2 separate regions of the Homo sapiens genome follow, and region 2 is linked to region 1. Evidence: read pairs that join two places in POLR2A ChIA-PET (ENCODE). Cell type or tissue: Caco-2. All regions are shown on one strand. Each heading gives the region's core, and the rest is flanking DNA. Links, peaks and the distances in the headings are about the cores only. Region 1 overlaps PCBP1-AS1 (PCBP1 antisense RNA 1). Region 2 has its middle 7.5 kb from the start of ANXA4.

Region 1 (2,801 bases), core at 169-2,668:
AATGGGTGAGAAATGACCACTGACTCTACATACATTTTCTAAACCTGTTCTTTCCTATTCCACGCATAACACTTTTCTTCTCTTTTAATCCACATAAAAATCCCAGTACTATCCAATGAACACACAGAAGGGTTCTATTTAATTCAGCTATATCCGTGTCTCAGAAATACAAAAAGCAAAAATCAATGCTCTTAATCGGGACACAACAAATATTACACAGTGAATAATGTTGAACAAATGCTTTGTCTGGTTGAAGTAACTGTCTCTCTGAAACAAAATCCGTTAAGTCTTGCTTGTGCTTAGTAAGTGGGATCAGAGAAATGAGTTATTTAAATGTATTTTTTTTGTTCTGCATAAAGTAGCAATCATTCTTGAACTCCTTTCTCTCCCCTCTAACTCAAACCTCCTAACCAGCTTAACAAAGACCCTAAATTTCCATACATACCCCTCCTCAAAAACAAAGCAAAACATGGTAAGATTCAGAAGTTAGAGAGAAAGGAGTAGGCTGTGCCCTGCCCCTTCTGTTTTTTTTTTTTTGAGACAGTTTCACTCTTGTTGCCTGGGCTGAAGTGCAATGGCACCATCTTGGGTCACTGCAACCTCCGCCTCCCAGGTTCAAGCAATTCTCCTACCTCAGCCACCCAAGTAGCTGGGATTGTAGGCATGTGCCACCACACTCAGCTAATTTTTGTATTTTTAGTAGAGACAGGGTTTCACCACGTTGGCCAGGCTGGTCTCGAACTCCTGACCTCAGGTGATCTGCCCGCCTCGGCCGCCCAAAGTGCTGGGATTACAGGCGTGAGCCACTGTGCCCGGCCACCCCTTCTTTTTTTTATAGGACAGAGAGTTATCAATCATTTGCTAACTCAAAGGTCAGGTTTAATTTACATTTTCTCCTTAGAATCTCTGGACAGGAAGTATAATTTCTGATGTCTTCACCTTAAAAGAGAATTATTGCTATAAAATAAAGCCTTTAACTTTCTGTGCTCTAGCAAGTATAGTCAAATCTCAATAATATACACTAGTGAAGTAGCAAAACAATAGTCACCAAAAACTGGATAATGTAAACATCCTTCATTCATATCTTTCTGAAATGACTACAACTTCTCAATTGACTGTGCTTTCTTTGACTTCAGGCCTTTGCTTCCTCTGCCTGGAATACCCTTCCCTGTCCTCCACTTTGCAGTCTGCTAGTTTGAAACTCCTTACCTCAACCTGCCCAGCAGCTGGGCTAACTGTTTTGGTAGACACAGGGGCTCCCTATGTTGCCCGGGCTTGTCTTGAATTCGTAGGCTCAAACAATCCTCCTGCCTCTGCGCCCAAAGTGCAGGGATTACAGGTGTGAGCCACCACACCCAGCTATACCAACCCCAACACATTTCTTACATTTCTCAGAGAACCAAGAAGTGATCTCCTAACAGCAGTGCAGGGTCACCAGCATATGAGGTCAAATTGTTACTATCTACAATATGGGTAAGATACATTGCTTGGAAGTGCCTGTTTCTGGCTTCTGGCTGGAGGCTCACTTCCCAGCCTGGCATTTATTTATGAGAAATAAAGCTCTCCTTTCCAAATAAAAAAATTTTCCATCCTGGCTAACACAGTGAAACCCCATCTCTACTAAAAATACTGAAAAATTAGCCAGGCATGGTGGAACACGCCTGTAGTGCCAGCTACTCGGGTTGCTGAGGCAGGAGAATCACTTGAACCCGGGAAGCAGAGGTTGCAGTGAGCCGAGATTGCGCCACTGCACTCCATCCTGGTGACACAGCAAGACTCCATCTTAAAAAAAAAAAAAAATTTTTCAACAGATATATTTCCAACTGTAGTAACCTAGAAAGTAACAGGGGAAAGGCTCTCTCAATTTACTCTTTATTTTTTATTTTCTTTTTTTAGATAAGGTCTCACTCTGTTGTCCGGACTGAAGTGCAGTGACGCGATCATGGCTCAATACAGCCTCCAACTCCCGGGCTCAAGTGATTCTCCCATCTCAGCCTTGCAAGTAGCTGGGACTACAGGTGCACGCCACCACACCCAGTTAATGTTTTTATTTTTTTGTAGAGACAGGGTCTCACCATGTTGCCCAGACAGGTCTCCAACACCTGGACTCAAGTGATCCTCCTGCTTCAGCCTCCCAAAATGCTGGGATTACAGGTGTGAACCACCGTGCCCAGACTACTATTACTTTAAATAAAAGAGAAATAGAAAGATAAATCTTAAGAGAGAAAAAGAAACCACTTAAAAAAAAAAGCTACGTTAGTAGGGCAATTTTTTATTTTTATTTTTTGAGACAGAGTCTCACTCTGTCTCCCAGGCTGGAGTACAGTGGCACCATCTCAGCTCACTGCAACCTCTGCCTCCCAGGTTCACATTCACATGCCTCAGCCTCCCGAGTAGCTGGGATTACAGGCACGCACCATCACGCCCAGCTAATTTGTGTGTGTGTGTGTATTTTTAGTAGAGACACAGTTTTGCCATGTTGGTCAGGCTGGTCTCGAACTCCTGACCTCAGATGGTCTACCCGCCTCACCACCTCATCCACAGTACTTGGCCAGTACGGCAACTTTAAATAGCTATAGGCCAGGCATGGTGACTCACACCAGAAATCCCAGGACTTTGGGAGGCTGAGGCAGAAGAATCACTTGAGCTCAGGAATTCAAAACCAACCTGAGCAACACAGCAAGACCTCATCTCTACTAAAAATAAAAACAAAAAAATTAGGCCGGGTGCGGTGGCTCACACCTATAATCCCAGAACTTTGGGAGGCCGGGGCAGGCAGATCACCTGAGGTCAGGAGTTCG
Region 2 (2,801 bases), core at 8-2,507, 350 kb before region 1:
ATTAATCTGCTATAACAGCTGTCATCTTAGATCTAACACCAGAAAACTGTTGGTAAAAATCTGCAATTTGGCTGGGCCTGGTGGCTCACACCTGTAATCCCAACACTTTGGGAGACTGAGGCTGGAGGATCACCTGAGCCCAGGAGTTTGAGACCAATCTGGGCAATATAGTGAGACCCCATCTACAAAAAATAGAAAAAATTAGGTGGGCATGGTGGGCATGCCTGTGGTCCCAGCTGAGGAGCCCAGCTCAGGAGGCTGAGCCAGGAGGATCACTTAAGCACAGGAAGTTGAGACTTCAGTGAGCAGTGATTGCACCACTGCACTCCAGCCTGGGTGACAGAGTGAAACCCTGTCTTAGAAAAAAAAAAAAAAGAAAAGACAGGAAAAGAAAATAAGGTGTTTTCTGTGAACTCTAGTCCAGTTCATAAATATTAATTCTGCCTTATGAATAATAATATTCAGATTTGTCCATTTTTGGCCTGTTTTAATCTATGAAAGACAAAGCAGAAGCTGTTTAAAATTTACTTTTGCTTCATACTGTAAAACTTAAAAAATACTTTCTTCTTTGACCTCTTAGGTGTTATGTTTTTTATGTTCCCGAATTTTTTTTACAGTTCTATATAATTTTTTATGCTTACTCATCCTTGAAGGTTGAAAACTCTATCCATGCTTTGCATTTGTTCCAATATGGGATGAGCTATTTTTTTTTTTTAATCTGGCCTTACTGAATCAATGAGCTAATTCTTTTTGGCTCCCTGCCTGTCTATTTTGATGCTCTTAGAATCTTCCTCTCATTATCCTAGGCTGCAGGGTTGGGTACCTTCCAGCAGCTTGAAAGGATGGTGGAGGAAGCCATCTGGCAAGGAAAGTCACCCTGGCAAAGTTTCTTCTCAAGGCTTTGCTAACCCACTGTCCCAAGGAGCCAAAGGTTATCTGGCCTCTAGTCTCTCCTCCTCACTGGCCAGCAGCCAGACTGGACGTGGCCTGGCCATCCTCCTGAGACTACCATTGCCAATATTGTAACAGTGAGAGAAATCGAACATAGCTGACTCCATCTTGCTTCTGACCTCACAAGCTAACTGCCTTCGTGCATTCCTGCATGTAGACTAAGCTAATCATGGAAAGAATTTAGATTATAGTTTAACTGTAGAACTAATGATTACCTCTGTTTTGAAATAGACCCCTGAGGAGATAAGGAAGTATGCACACAACATTTAAACAATGCTGTCTTGACGATTTATAGCAATAACGTGGACCTGACAAGCATTTGACCATGAACAAAGAAGTTTTGCAACCTCCTTGGAGCCCTGCTGATGCCCAGATGTCTGTGGTCACCAGTCACCTCTAGACCTTAACCCCTCTCTGTTCTCCCTTCCCCTAACATAAAAGGAGCCAAAAAAATCCATGAACTTAAGATGATTCTTTAGGACACTAGGCCACCATTTTCTCAGTTTGCTTGTTCCCCCCAAAAAAGTCATCTTCCAGCCGGGTGCAGTGGCTTAAACCTGTAATCCCAGCACTTTGTTTCTCCGGTTTTTGAGATAGGAGGGGCCCTCTAGTAGTGTCAACTTGAGTATAGTGTACCCACAGTTTTATTCCAGCAAACTTCACTGATGAGTGGGTATTCAGCAACATCTCAAACAATCCCATTCACTTGTTCCTTCTAGGTGTCATTCCACAGTCACCCCTTGTCAACCCTGCCCAGTTCCACTGAAAGTAGCCAAATGAGAGACAACATCCTGTTGTCCCCAACTCCACAAGATTATGGAATGAACCTTTGATACTGGGGAATTGTAACAGTGAAAGAAATCTAACATAGCTGACTCCATCTTGCTTCTAACCTCACAAGCTAACTGCTTTTGCTCATTCCTGCCTGTAGGCCAAGCTAATCATGGAAAGAATTTATTTTATATTTTAACTGTAGAACTAATGACTATCTGTCTTTTGAAACAGACCTCTGAGGAGGTAAGGAAGTATATACACAAGTAACAATGCTATCTTAAAGATTTATAGGAAAAGGGTGGATCTGACAAGCAGTTAACTATGAACAAAGAAGATGTGCAACCTCCTTGGACCCCTGCTGATGCCCAGATGTCTGTGGTCACCAGTCACCTCTGGACTTTAACTCCTTCCCTGTTCCCCTTTCCCCCAACATAAAAGGAGCCTAAAAATCTATCGACTTAGGGTGCTTTAGAACACTAGTCCACCATCGTCTTGGTTTACTGGCTCCCTGAAACAAAGTCATCTTCCTTGCCCCAACACCTTGTCTCTCAACTTGTTGGCTGCTGTGCAGTAAGCAGTATGAGCTTTGGACTCAACTGCAGTATCAGAGGGGAGACTTGCCACTCTGGGAAAAAAAAAATCCCCTATTTGCATGTCTTGGGCCATTTCAGTGAGTATTTAGAGAGGAGATTCAGAAGTCTAGGCTAAAACCCAATTTTACCTGGCAGTGTTCTGCTTGTCTATCGCTCCAAAAAATAACACTCAAAATTCAGGGGTGTGAAACAATCACAATCATTTATTATTATCTCTCATGATTCTGGTGATTGACTGGGCTCAGCTAGTTAGTTCCCACTCAGAATGTGTCAACTGGCTACCATGAGACAGCGATCATACTGGAGTGGCCTTGAAGGCTTCCTAGTCACATGTCTGGCACTGAGACAGGGAAAACTCAAACTGCTGGGGCATGAAACAGCCAAAGCTCCTTGACTCTTTATTTTCATGGGTTCTATTTACATGATCTCTGCAACATGGTGGTTTCAGGGCTGCTGTACTTATATACTCCAAAGGCACATGTT

What was found. Peaks named below come from ENCODE experiments on the same cell type or tissue, not always from the same donor. Only the 100,000 strongest peaks of a DNase experiment are listed, where the experiment ranks them.
Region 2: POLR2A ChIA-PET joins it to region 1 with 5 read pairs; 3 of 35 experiments call an interaction of 5 or more read pairs at or near these places.

The regions. Positions count from the first base shown.
Region 1 is chr2:70,079,709-70,082,509 of GRCh38, forward strand. PCBP1-AS1 (PCBP1 antisense RNA 1) reads right to left here. Exons shown (of 11, transcript NR_033872.1): 4 at 1,662-1,782. It also overlaps a transcript of ASPRV1 not described here. Among named protein-coding and RNA genes, the nearest start is that of PCBP1-AS1, 5.9 kb to the right of the region's middle. In Caco-2, for the core only: no CTCF peak of the experiment used is centred there; no DNase peak of the experiment used is centred there.
Region 2 is chr2:69,733,253-69,736,053 of GRCh38, forward strand. It overlaps a transcript of ANXA4 not described here. Among named protein-coding and RNA genes, the nearest start is that of ANXA4, 7.5 kb to the right of the region's middle. In Caco-2, for the core only: no CTCF peak of the experiment used is centred there; a DNase peak (open chromatin) is centred at 1,309.